3 separate regions of the Homo sapiens genome follow, and regions 1 and 3 are each linked to region 2. A link is a contact called in ENCODE Hi-C or POLR2A ChIA-PET data. All regions are on one chromosome and are shown on one strand. The core of a region is the stretch at or near the end of the contact, and the rest is flanking DNA. Distances in the headings are between cores, read along the strand shown.

What was found. Hi-C counts contacts between places; a loop is a spot of excess contacts on that map. ChIA-PET counts read pairs that join two places held with the same protein, here RNA polymerase II (POLR2A). Pooled maps may share reads with other maps.
Region 1: a pooled map shows a loop between it and region 2 (4-fold over the local background). The contact joins two enhancer-like sites. A Hi-C loop is called at or near these places in 4 of 37 single-sample maps with no recorded cell type and 3 of 50 pooled maps. POLR2A ChIA-PET finds 5 or more read pairs at or near these places in 5 of 52 experiments (CD4-positive, alpha-beta T cell, GM12878, K562 and 2 more).
Region 3: a map with no recorded cell type shows a loop between it and region 2 (7-fold over the local background). The contact joins two enhancer-like sites. A Hi-C loop is called at or near these places in 15 of 168 maps with a recorded cell type or tissue (B cell, CD4-positive, alpha-beta T cell, CD8-positive, alpha-beta T cell and 9 more), 19 of 37 single-sample maps with no recorded cell type and 27 of 50 pooled maps. POLR2A ChIA-PET finds 5 or more read pairs at or near these places in 15 of 52 experiments (A549, AG04450, BJ and 11 more).

The regions. Positions count from the first base shown.
Region 1 is chr17:77,324,273-77,328,202 of GRCh38, reverse strand. All of the region lies in intron 2 of SEPTIN9 (septin 9), which reads right to left. Among named protein-coding and RNA genes, the nearest start is that of SEPTIN9-DT, 44 kb to the right of the region's middle. RefSeq lists enhancers at 1,360-2,278, 2,470-2,779, 2,890-3,159. Within about 2 kb of position 2,507, at least 34 of the 41 ENCODE cell types and tissues checked have a DNase peak (open chromatin) inside an H3K27ac peak, as active enhancers do; they include GM12878, where a contact is called at or near this core.
Region 2 is chr17:77,106,818-77,111,080 of GRCh38, reverse strand. It overlaps a transcript of SEC14L1 not described here. Among named protein-coding and RNA genes, the nearest start is that of MIR6516, 20 kb to the right of the region's middle. RefSeq lists enhancers at 3,210-3,539, 3,653-4,263. Within about 2 kb of position 2,771, at least 5 of the 41 ENCODE cell types and tissues checked have a DNase peak (open chromatin) inside an H3K27ac peak, as active enhancers do; they include GM12878, where a contact is called at or near this core.
Region 3 is chr17:77,245,856-77,249,969 of GRCh38, reverse strand. No RefSeq gene overlaps it. Among named protein-coding and RNA genes, the nearest start is that of LACAT1, 5.9 kb to the left of the region's middle. RefSeq lists an enhancer at 1,945-2,795 and a silencer at 2,681-2,856. Within about 2 kb of position 2,794, at least 13 of the 41 ENCODE cell types and tissues checked have a DNase peak (open chromatin) inside an H3K27ac peak, as active enhancers do.

The sequences.
Region 1 (3,930 bases), core at 1,258-3,757, 220 kb before region 2:
CCCTGGGCATGGGGACGCCCTGGATACAGGGACACACTGGGCACGGGGACACCCTGGGCACAGGACGCCCTGGGAACGGGGACACCCTGGGTACGGGGACACCCTGGGCATGGGGATGCTCTGGATACAGGGACACCCTGGGCACGGGGAAACCCTGGGCATGGGGATGCCCTGGATACAGGGACACACTAGGCACGGGGACACCCTGGGCATGGGGATGCCCTGGATACAGGGACACACTGGGCACGGGGAAACTCTGAGCATCGGGATGCCCTAGGCACGGGGACGCCTCCTGCCACCTGAAACCCCGCAGCCCCATCACACCCGTCTGTTCCAGCAAATCGGTCCAAAGAGCATTTTCAAGCTTTCATGGCAAAGTTTCAGAGCCAGTGCCTCTTCGCTGATTTCGAGGGTGTGTTGTTTATTCAGTGTTCAAGTCAGAGTTTCCCCATTTAGAAAAAAAAAGAGGAGGGTGGCTCCACGGATGGAGGTATGAGGGCGTCCACAGGCAGAGGGAGTCTCCGGGCTGAGATCTGCGCCACTCTCTGTCCCAATTTCAAGGCGTAGCCTGGAGCCCAAATCAGTCTCCAAACGTGGGCCGCTGGTTAAGAGGAATCTCCCCACCCACGATCCCCTCCCATACCCAGCCCCCACTGCCCAGAGCATGCCAGCCTTGCCTGCCCTGGCCTTCAGGACCCCCTCAGGGACCCTCAGGCTCCAAGTCAGGGTGGGCTTGAACCAAGGCAGCCCCAGAATCTATGCCAATGCCCTTGCCAGTGGGAGACCCTGGGGAGCACCGTGCGGGATGCATGGGGCCAGGCGGGGGCACACAGCGAGCGGCTTCAGAAGCTCTGGCCGTTCGGAGTGGGGGGGTGCCCAGAGCAAGAGACGGGCCAGGAAGCTGGAGTGAGCAAGGAGGCCTCAGCCCCTGGTGGGAGCAGGCCGGGTAAAAATAAACTAACCTGAGGGCAGCAGCCAGCGAGACCACTACAGGAGGGGTGGTGGGGCCGGAGGGGTCCCAGGAGCCCAGGAGAGGGAGGCATTGCCAGAGGTAAGGTCGGCAGATGAGAGCCAGTGCTGGTAGGATTAACTTGCTACAGCAGCTATGGTTTATTCTTTTTTTTTTCTTTTACACATGTTCCTGGGGCTCATGGAATTTACTAGTTTATTATAAAGGATATTACAAAGGATACAGGGGAAGAGATGTGTAGGGCAAGGTATGGGGGAGGGACGCAGAGCTTCCATGTGCTCCCCAGGCGCTCCACCCTCCAGGAGCCTCCACATGCTCATCCATCCAGAAGCTCCCGGAACCCCATCCTTCTGAGTGTTCACGGAGGCCTCATTACGAAGGCATGATTGATTCAATCATTGGCCGCTGATGATCTGCTTAACCTTCAGCCCCTCTCCCCTACCTGGAGGTTGCGGGGTGGTGCTGAACCTTGTGATTCTACCTGGTCTTCCCTGGGAACCATCCTGAAGCTGCCAGCTGGTCTGTCAATCATGAGCATCCAAAAAGACATCACTTTGGAGATTCCAAGGATTTTAGGAGTTGTGTGCCAGGAAATGGAGATGAAAACCAAGTGTATATTTCACAACATGACAGTCAGTCTCTTTCAACCCCAGTCTTACTTCCTGCCGTGCTGCCGGCCTCAGCCCCCCGCGCCCCAGGGCCTTTGAACACATTGCCGGTTGCCTGCAGCGATCGCCTCTGCCTGCTGGGTTTGAGCCTGGTTTACTCCCCTCATCCTTCTGCGCTCAGCCCGAAGGTGTCCCCCCGAGGCAGCCCTCCTGACCTGGTCCTACGAACCGCAGGTTCTGTCCTGCCACTGGTCCCCTTTGTCACACCTGTCACTTCCTGTGTTTCACGTTTACTGATGTGGTCTTGCACTTGTGCAGTCCCATGAGGGCAAGGACTGTGTCTGGCTTTGTCCTCCACGGGACCCCAGCGCCAAGTCCACAGGGAGCACCCAATGCTGAATGAATGAATGAGTGACCGGCAAGGGAGGTTTATTTTGTCATGTTGGGGGTCAAAGGTTGCTGGGCGGACCACATGGGTGAGGTTGGGTGGGGAGGGAAGCAGAGATGACCCCTTGGAAGAAGGGGTAGGAGGCGGGGAGGTGGGTGTGGGGTGCTGTATAAGGATGGCAAGTGCTTCCAGGGGTGACAAGCCAACCTAGAGCACCAGGCAGCAGAAAAAGGCTGACACCCTCACGCCCCACTTCCACTTAGGGAGAGGCCAGGCCTCCGGGAAAGCCAGCTCCCCGTTGCTAGGAGAGCCCCAAGGGAAGCTTCATCAGCTGCTGAGTTGGTCACAGTGGAAACCCATGTGGTGGGTGGGAGGGGTTTGAGGCACAGGGGTTTGGGTGGTGGCTTCAGGATGGAGACTTGTGTCCAGATCATGAGGGGTGGCCCCAGGGATGACCACCTCCAAACAGGAAGCAGACAAAGGCACAGATGGCAGAAGCGGAGGCAGAGAATGGGCTGCAGGGGCTTCCCCAGAGGGAGAGCCGAGCAAGGGGACAGGCTGGAAACACTCAGCCTCCATGGCCTGAAGCACAGACAGCTGGTCTCACACGCAGGCCGGGCAGCCACACCACCTAGAACAAGGGGCATGTCCGCAGGGCAGGCCTCAGGACGCCCCGGGCTGGCCCTGCCATCAGCCTAGAAAGACGGCCCAGGCTTTCCCGGTAGGGAGCACGTCCAGCCAGGTCCTGGGCAGGAGCTGAGACTCCCTGGCTGGCCTGAGAGGGGATGATCGAGTGCAGGCCCAGCCCGGGACTTCCCCACTCCTCCCCGCCACCCAGCGGAACCAGCTGGGCGTGAGAAAAGAAGAGAAGTGAATCAAGAGCCCAGAGCATGAGGCTGGACCAGCCCTTACACCACATGCAAAAATCAACTCAACTTGCATCAAAGACCTAAACTCAAGAGCTAAAACCACAAAACTCTTAGAAGAAAACACAGGGGAAAAGCTTCCTGACGTTGCATTTGGCAATGATTTCTTGGATATGGCGCCAAAAGCACAGGCAACAGAAGAACAAATAGATAAAGTGGAACGTCATAGAAGTTTAAAATATTTGCATATCAGCCTGGGTGCGGTGACTCACGCCTGTAACTCCGGCACTTTGGGAGGCCGAGACGGGTGGATTACTTGAGGTCAGGAGTTCGAGACCAACTTAGTCAACACAGTGAAACCCCGTCTCTACTAAAAATACAAAAATTAGCTGGGTGTGGTGGCGGGTGCCTGTAATCCCAACTACTCAGGAGGCTGAGGCAGGAAAATCGCTGGAACCAGGGAGGCGGAGGTTGCAGTGAGCCAAGATCATGCCACTGCACTCCAGCCTGGGCAACAGAGTCAGACTCCATCTCAAAAAAAAAAAAAAAAATTGCATATCAAAGGGCACTAACAACGTGGGGAGAAGGCAATCCATGGAATGGCAGCAAATCATAGGTCAGATATGGGATTAGTATCTGGATATTAATCTACAGATCTCCTAACACTCAGCAACAACAATCATCCAAATCAAACACAGGTAAAGGACTTGGACAGACATTTCTGCAAGAATATGTGCAAATGAGCAATAAACACGAAAAGATGCTCAACATCACTAACCACTGGGGAATTGCAAATCAAAACCACAAGGAGAGACCCCTCACAACCATGAGCTCTGGGCAGGTAGGAAGACGCCTGGTGGGGAGTTGCCGGCTCCATGCTGTCCCCAGAATTCCTGCAGGGGCTAAGCCCGACCCCGACACCTCACCAGGAGCACAGAAACGAGTGGAAAAGGCCAAAGGCCACCCCAAAGGGCCAGAGGGGTCCAGCAAGGAGTCTGGGACATGGAACCATGCTGTGCATCCAGACACACGGGGACAACAGGGGGATGAAAGGTGGCCCCTAAAATTTACATCCACCCCAGAGCCTATGAACATGGC
Region 2 (4,263 bases), core at 1,522-4,021:
GCTGGGATTACGGGTGCCTGCCACCATACCCGGCTAATTTTTGTATTTTTGCAGAGATGAGGTTTCACCATGTTGGCAAGGCTGGTCTCAAATTCTTGACCTCAAGTGATCCTCCTGCCTCGGCCTCCCAAAGTGCTGGGATTACAGGAGTGAGCCACTGTGCCCAGCCCCAATGTATTTCTTTTTTTTTTTTTTTTTTTTTTGAGACAGAGTCTCACTCTGTCGCCCAAGCTGGAGTGCAGTGGCACAATCTTGGCTCACTGCAAACTCCCGGGTTCACACCATTCTCCTGCCTCAGCCTCCCGAGTAGCTGGGACTACAGGTGCCTGCCAACACGCCCAGTTAATTTTTTGTATTTTTTTTTAGTAGAGATGGGGTTTCACCCTGTTAGCCAGGATGGTCTCAATCTCCTGACCTCATGATCCACCCACCTCAGCCTCCCAAAGTGCTGGGATTATAGGCATGAGCCACCGCGCCCAGCCAGCCCCAATGTATTTCTTAAATGTATTTGATTGATGTCTCATACCTCTCTAAAATGTTTAAACCAAGCTGCGTCCTGACCACCATGGGCAAATGTTCTCAGGACCTCCTGAGGGCTGTGTCTCTGGCCATGGTCACTCATATTTGGCTCAGAATAAATCTCTTCAAATATTTTATACACTTCGACTCTTTTCATCAACAATCATCACCCAGGGCAAAGTTATTCCCAGAGCCACTTCCATAACTGATGGCTGCAAGATCCAGGCTCTCTAAAGGGAGGCTGAGGACAGTGACCCTAGGAAACAATCATTTTTCTTTTTGTCCAACAATGCAAGCCACTTCCTCTCTCTGCAACCAAGAATGCGTTTCCTTTCCGGAGCTCAGTCAACCAGTGTAATTACTCGAGCAGAAAAGTCACCTTTCAGAGCTTGGTGTTCTGAGACAGGAAGGCTTCTTATGTATTCCTTGGAAGACAAAGAATGTTCCTCAATGAAAACCGGGTAAACAACTCCATGCCTCTATTCTGGGTAACATGACAAAAGTTAAAAGGAAGCAGTTGGCCTGAAGTCAGTTCCAACTATTGTGTTGCTTGCACAGAAAGTACGGAATTAAAAAGCATGGGGGAGTCCAGTGGATTCCAAGAAAATGTTTGCGAGCCTACAAATTATGATGAATTATGATGCTATTTTCAAAAAAAGAGGCATATTAGGATATCAGCATTTTACGCATTTAGTTAATGTAACAGCTAACAGTCTGCTAAACTGTGGTGAGGCTGGGGACTCTAGTGGCTGGAAATGAGTAGATGCTAAGTACTGGTAGACTGTTTTGTTCCTTTTAGAACATATGGAACGGCATATCCTTCCAAGGCTGAGCATTAAACAATAAAAGCTACAGAAAGCAAAGAGAAAATATACCTTTGAACAGTTAGTTTCAGTTCGTTCTCTTTCAGAGTGTTAAACAAAAATCATAGGAGGCCCTTGTTTTGGACTAAACTCCTGCACTAGGCCCCAAAAGACCAGACAAAAATCAAAATGGAGTCACCCGTGCTCAGCAAACCAACACTGAGTTGTTATCTGACTTCCCAAGAAATCAGGCGAGAGAAATAGCAGCCTAATTTCCCAAGGAGGCCAGTTTCAGTCTCAAGTCAGCATGCTAATGAAGTTCCCTCTGTTTTAACCCTTACAACAAACAGTAACTTGGTGGGCTCTGTGACCCACGCCTATGATCCCAGCACTTTGGGAGGCCCAGGCAGGAGGATCACGTGAGGCTGGGAGTTTGAGACCAGCCTGGGCAACATAGCAAGATATCATCTCTATAAGAAAAAAGAGATGTAACTGTGACTGGTTATCTTTTTCTTGTTGTCTTTGTATTGTCCTGTATCTCTTCCTGCCTTACAAAGAATTTAACTTTGAAATGACCAATATGCTTTTTGTTCTGTTTCTGCTTTCTTCAGCCCTTAGTCTATAAAGCCAAACCCCAGGCTGGGTGCGGTGGCTCACGCCTGTAATCCCAGCACTTTGGGAGGCCAAGGCAGGATGATCACCTGAGGTCAGAAGTTTGAGTCCAGCCTGACCAACATGGTGAAACCCCATCTCTACTAAAAATACAAAAATTAGCTGGTGTGGTGGCTGGCACCTGTAATCCCAGCTACTTGGGAGGCTGAGCCAGAAGACTCGCTTGAAACCGGGAGGCAGAGGTTGCAGTGAGCTGAGATCAAGCCACTGCAGTTCAGCCTGGGTGACAGAACCAAACTCTGTCTCAAAAAAAAAAAAAGAAACAGATGACATATACATTCTTTTTTTTTTTTTTTTTTGGAGACAGAGATGAATGTATATATACATGTCAGCTGTTTCTTTTTTTTTGAGACAGAGCCTGGCTCTGTCGGCCACACTGGAATGCAGTGGCATGATCTTGGCTCACTGCAACTTCCGCCTCCCAGGTTCAAGCGATCCTCCTGCCTCAGCCTCCTGAGTAGCCCAGACTACAGGCATGCACCACCATGACTGGCTAATATTTTTGTATTTTTAGTAGAGACAGGGTTTCGCCATGTTGCCCAAGCTGGTCTCAAACTCCTGACCTCAAGCCATCTGCCCGCCTCTGCTCCCAAAGTGCTGGGATTACAGGCGTGAGCCACCACACCTGGCCTATACATTCATATTCTATGCTGGGGTCCCATCCCTCTGGCCCTCTGTTTCAGTTACCTGTGGGAAGAACCCACACGAACCATAGGGCTGCCACCTCCCAACTGTCCAGAGGAGACACACTGGACCCAGGTCTGTAGCAAGGGCTTCCTGCCGGACAGAACTGGGTTATGACGACCACGTTTAATGCAGAAACTCGGGACTCTGGATGGGGAAAGTGGAGCTCAGATAGTGCCGAGATGAGTCATCACCATGGGCTTTATTGAGCACATTTATATGGCAGCACTGCACACTCGCCCAAACAGCTGGAGGAAAGCTGCTCAAATGGGGAGAATCTAAGTCCGTGTGTGTGTGCGTGCGCATGGTATGGGGGGGCATGGAACAGGGGGCTGAAAACTGACACAAACATTTATACTGGCTGGGAGCAGTGGCTCACACCTGTAATTTTAACACTTTGGGAGGCGGAGGTGAGAGGATCGCTGGAGCCCAGGAGTTTGAGACCAGCCTGGGCAACATAGTGAGACCCCGTCTCTGTTTTTAAATAAATAAATAAAAAGTCAATACCAAATTGTGTTCAGAGACTGTGGGCTAAAACCAGCCAGCATGGCTCCTTTCTCAAAGGGACTTTCAGGCATCTGTGATAGTGTCAGCAAGCTCCAAGTAAAGCTTGAAAACCAACTCAGCCGTCAGCGCGTGGGAAACCTTTAGAACGCCACTGTGGAGAAGCCTTTGCTGTTGTTGCAAGAAAGTCAAGGAGGGCACCTTTACGTCACCGGGAATCCCCCAAGCCCCTCGGTGTGTGAGGAGGTTGCGGTTTATTCTGCCATCCACCGTTGTGGGTGGGGATCTTCTGACCTGGTCTACGGACTCCTGTATCTCATTTCTCTTTCCTGTTTTCTTGGACTTTCTCAATCTCTCTCCCCCTCTCTCCTTTTCATCTATGTCTTCATTAACTAGCATAACATAGAATAGAAATATATAATAGATTTTTTGTTTACTGAAAATACTTTTGAATTTTTTTCCATTTTTCATTAGTTTGAAACTACACGAAGGAGACTCTTTCTTTTCGTTCCTACCCAGCGCTCAATAGCTGTGTGACCTTGGCAAGTGATCGTCCCTGAGCCTCCATCCCTGTCTTTAAAGTGGAGATAAGGATGCCAGTCTCAGAAACTGTTCTGAGGATTAAATACCCAGAGCCTGGTGCCTGGAGCCTGGACCCCGGAGCCCGGAGCCTGGCGTGGGCTAAGTGGTCCTGAAGTGGAAGTGAGTTTTTGTTTGTGGCTCTTTGTTCTTTCCCCTGTGGGTCCACGGTGGTTGGCTGAATAAATTAGATTCTCCCCTGCCCCAGACTCTCAAGTCATTAAAGCTCTTCATTGATCAGCTGCTTCTCTCCAGTACTTAAGTGATCCTTGATGGTATATTACACCCCATGGGGGATGTGTGAACTCTTTTAGGTGATATGCAAATTACTGCTTTTCTGCAAAATGCCACCCTGGTGGCCGGATACAAGCATTCATGGGGAGTCAGCAAGGTGAACAGCAAAGAAAAGCCCGGGGCTGGAGAAGGAGAACGCAGCCTATTTCTCTCCTGAGAACCAAATAATTTTTCTTTTTTATTTTTTTTGAGAAAGGGTCTCACTCTG
Region 3 (4,114 bases), core at 1,545-4,044, 140 kb before region 2:
ACAGCTTGAATGGGCACAGAAACAAGGAAAGGAGGAATTCACACACAGTGTGGTCAGGGGTGTAATTCACACACAGTGTGGTCAGGGGTGTAATTCATACACAGTGTGGTCAGGGGTGTAATTCACACACAGTGTGGTCAGGGGTGTAATTCACACACAGTGTGGTCAGGGGTGTAATTCACACACAGTGTGGTCAGGGGTGTTGGTTGAGGGTAGCCTAGGGCTAGGGTGTTGGCTTAGCCAGGTCAATACAGGCAGATGGCATCAAATCCAGGCTTGGGGAGCAAAGAAGTCTTCTCAGAGGAGAAGCTGCACCCTGATAGGTGAGGTGGGCCCCCCAAAATGGGGAGAGGGCTGTCTGGGCTCAGAAAGCTGGGACACGCAAAGGCGCTGAGGGGAAGAGGACATGGCCCATCAGGGCACTGTCAGTGTGGCCAGACAGAGCAGGCAAGGCGGGGGAGACCCTGGGAGACAGAGCCAGACCCAGAACGAGGGGCCCCTTCCCAGACTCTGAAGGAGTTTGGGCTTGATCCTAAGACAATTCAGAGCCAATGAAGAGTTTCAAGATGACAAGGTCTCATCTGTGTTTTGGGAAGACCCTTCCAACTGTTGGAGGAGGGCTGCTCCTAGATGCAGGGGGGCCAGGAGGGAGGGACCCAGTGGGCCATTTGGGAGAGGTGGACGCTGGACAGGGCAGGGGCGGCAGGCAGAGAAGAGGAGTCCACAGCTCCTGGGCGAAGATCGCCAGGATTTGAAGATGAGATCTGGAAACGACGGCCCGGGGACATCCAAGCTGAGCCTGGGCCAGTGGGTAAATAAGCGGTCATTCACTGAGTAGGGAACATGAAGGAACAGATGGAGATGCTTTGTGTTGCCTTTGGTGGGGACAGAGCAAAAATACAATGATGGCATTTCCATCTGGGAGATGGCGCATCAGGGGCCAGGAGGCACGTCTTAGCCGGGACATGGAGGTGACCTAATTGACATGTGGCTGTGGCTGCAATCGGGGATTTGGGAGAAACGCCACTGAGATGAATCAGAGGAGAAGGGCCAGAGACCAGGTCCTGGACGTGGGGATGTCCACATTTAAGGGGAAAACAGAAAAAGAAGGGTTGGGGAGAAGTCAAAGAGCCGGGAAGAAATCCAGGCGAGAACTGCACTCGTAACCAAGGGACAGAAGGTTTAGAGAGTGACATGCCAGGGAGAGCTGCAGCTCGCTGGGTTGGCAGAAGGGGCAGATGGTGAGTAGGGGGAGGTCATGGAGGAGGGATGAGGTGGAGGGGCAGGGAGTTCACGAGAGAGAGGAGGTGGACCTGGGAGAGGAGACAACTCCTTGGTTTTAGAGCAAAGAACCTTGAGTTAACATATTTACGCCAGGAGAGAGAATGTCTAGGCTTGAAGGGGGAGGTGAGGGCTGATGGCACAAGGCTTCCAGCAGAGGATGGACAGCTCGGCCTGGAATAGAGAGTGAGACACAGTTTCCACGGAGGTGGAGAAGGGGACACAGTCCCTCGTCTGTGATTAGATGCCAACGGAATCCAGGCACAAGGGAAAGAGGGGCAGCACCTGCCCTCTGGAGGCTTCCAGTCTAGCGGAAGCTGATGGGTGGGAGGCAGGTGCAGAAAGATGGGGATCAGGCCTGGGAAGCAGTGCAGGAGCCAGGAACACCCAGCCCTCTTCCTGTCCCTGGGGTGCCCAGCACCAGGGAGCATGAGTGGTGACCAGAGGTGCAGGTGGGTCCCCCCTGGTTAGTGGGAGAGTGGGGGAGGGCAGATGGAGTGGGGAGTCTTGAGTGACAAGCCAGCGCCCCTGGCACCCATCTCTGAGCATGGCAGACATGGTCCTGCCTCCACGGTGCTCCAGGTCCAGCTCAGCATCTTCCTTGGAGGGGCACCCCAGAGGGGCCCCCAGCCACATCCTGTAAAATATGGGCTTCTGATGACTCTCTGACCTGGCTCTTCCTCCATAGCTCTCAGCCCCCTTGGAAATCAATTTTAAAATGTGCACTTAAAGGTTTGGTTCACTACAAAGGGCAGGTGAACAAGACAGACACAAATGATCCTTGGGAGCCCACGTCAAGGGGTAGGAGGCAGACAAGTGAACAGACTGTGATGATCCAGCCCGCAGAGGGCCGGTAGGCCCACATATAGCAGGAGCGCCCACCCTCACATGGAGGGGGAGGGAGGGCTTCCTGGAGGAGGCGACATCTAATGCTACCCAAAGGGTAAGTAGCAGCTCATGAGTTAGGCAGGTGAAAAAATCTTCAGGCAGAGAGAACCACAGGTGACACAAGCCAGCATGCCTGGGTTCCAATCCCAGGCCCTCCCCACCCCGACCCCCGGCGGTGGGACTTCTCTGTGTCTCAGTTTCCCGCTCTTTAAGAGGGAGCCAGAACAGCACCAACTCCATAGGTCTGAGAGGACCACACACTTGGAAGACGGCCCTGCGCCTAGTGTGGCCGCCACTCTGAGAGCGCCCGTCACCATCGCCCGGAGGAGGAGGGAGGTCGCTGTCGCCAAGAGCCCGAGGACCAGAGCCGGCGGTCAGACCCTTCTCCACGCCCTCCAGGCTCTCGGCCTCGGTCCTCAGAGGGCAACGGCAGTGGGCCCTTCCTCCCAGAACTGCTAAAACATCGCCCTGCGGAAAGGGCCCCTCGCAGCCCAAGACGCCGGGGAAGCGCTGGAGGCGCCGAAGACTCGGTCGGGGGTCTCGGGCGCAGCCCCAGGACCTGCGGAACCCGGCCCGGTGCGCAGACGCGCACACTCCAGCAGGTGGCGCTGCCTCCCCTGGAACGAGTCGGCTCCCGCAGGCGGCGCCCGGGGCGGGAGGGAGGCAAAGGGAGGGACCGGAGAGCAGGGCGCCTCCCTCTGCCCCGCCGGCCCAGGCGTCCGATGCGGCCCCTGCGAGCCCCCTCCCCGGGAGTTCTCATTGCCTCCCCCTGCCCCCGCTCCCGGCCGCTCCGATGCCTGTGGCAACCGGGATCCCGCGCCCGCCTCACCTGGGTGCGGGGGTGCAGGGTGACCTTTCACGCCGGGCCAACGCCAGTACCCCCTTCTCAGCACACCTGGGTCCCCGAGCGGGCCAGGTGGTTCCGTGGGGGCGGCCGCCACCGGCACACCTGGGCTGGATCCCCGCACACCTGGGTCCGCCCGTGTCGGGCTCGGGTACAAGTCCTGGCCGTGACACCTGGACCCCTCCACAGCCCTGCGGCTCCTCACTTCCCCCCTGCAGGGGTGGTTAGAGGAGCCACTCTAATAAGATCTAATAAGATCCCTGCAGGGCTGGTTAGAGGAGCCACTCTAACGCACCTGGAAGGTAACCGGCCATTCACAGGAATAGGACACCTGTCCCCTTCGTGCTAAAGGACGTTGGGGACAAGCAGGCCCCATCCAAAACATGGGGAAAGTGACCACTGTCATCCCAGGGAAGAGGTAAGAGGGAGCACAGGACTTGGTAGGGGCAGCTGTCACGGGGATGAGATGGAGAAGAGTCATGGGACCACCTATAGCCCTGTGTCCCCAGAGCCACATGCCACAAACACACATACAAACATATACACATGTGCATAGGGACACACATTCACATGCTCATATGCACACATTCATACACACATATATGAACACACATGCATAGACATACATGCAAACACACGCTCATATGCACACATTCATATACACATATAAACACACATGCACATACACGCACATACACACACGCTCAATGCACACATTCATATGCACATATAAACACATGCACACATACATGCACACACATACATATACAATGCTCATATGCACACATATACACATATAAACACATACACACACGCTCATATGCACACATTCATATACACATAAACACATGCACAGACACACGCACATACACGCTCAATGCACACATTCATATGCACATATAAACACACATGCACACACATACATATACAATGCTCATATGCACACATACACATATAAACACACATGCACACACATACACCTGCTTATATGCACACGTTCATATACATGTATATAGACATGCACAGACATGCTCATGCACACATATACACATATGTACACATACACACGTGGACACATACGCACTTGCATAGACATACACA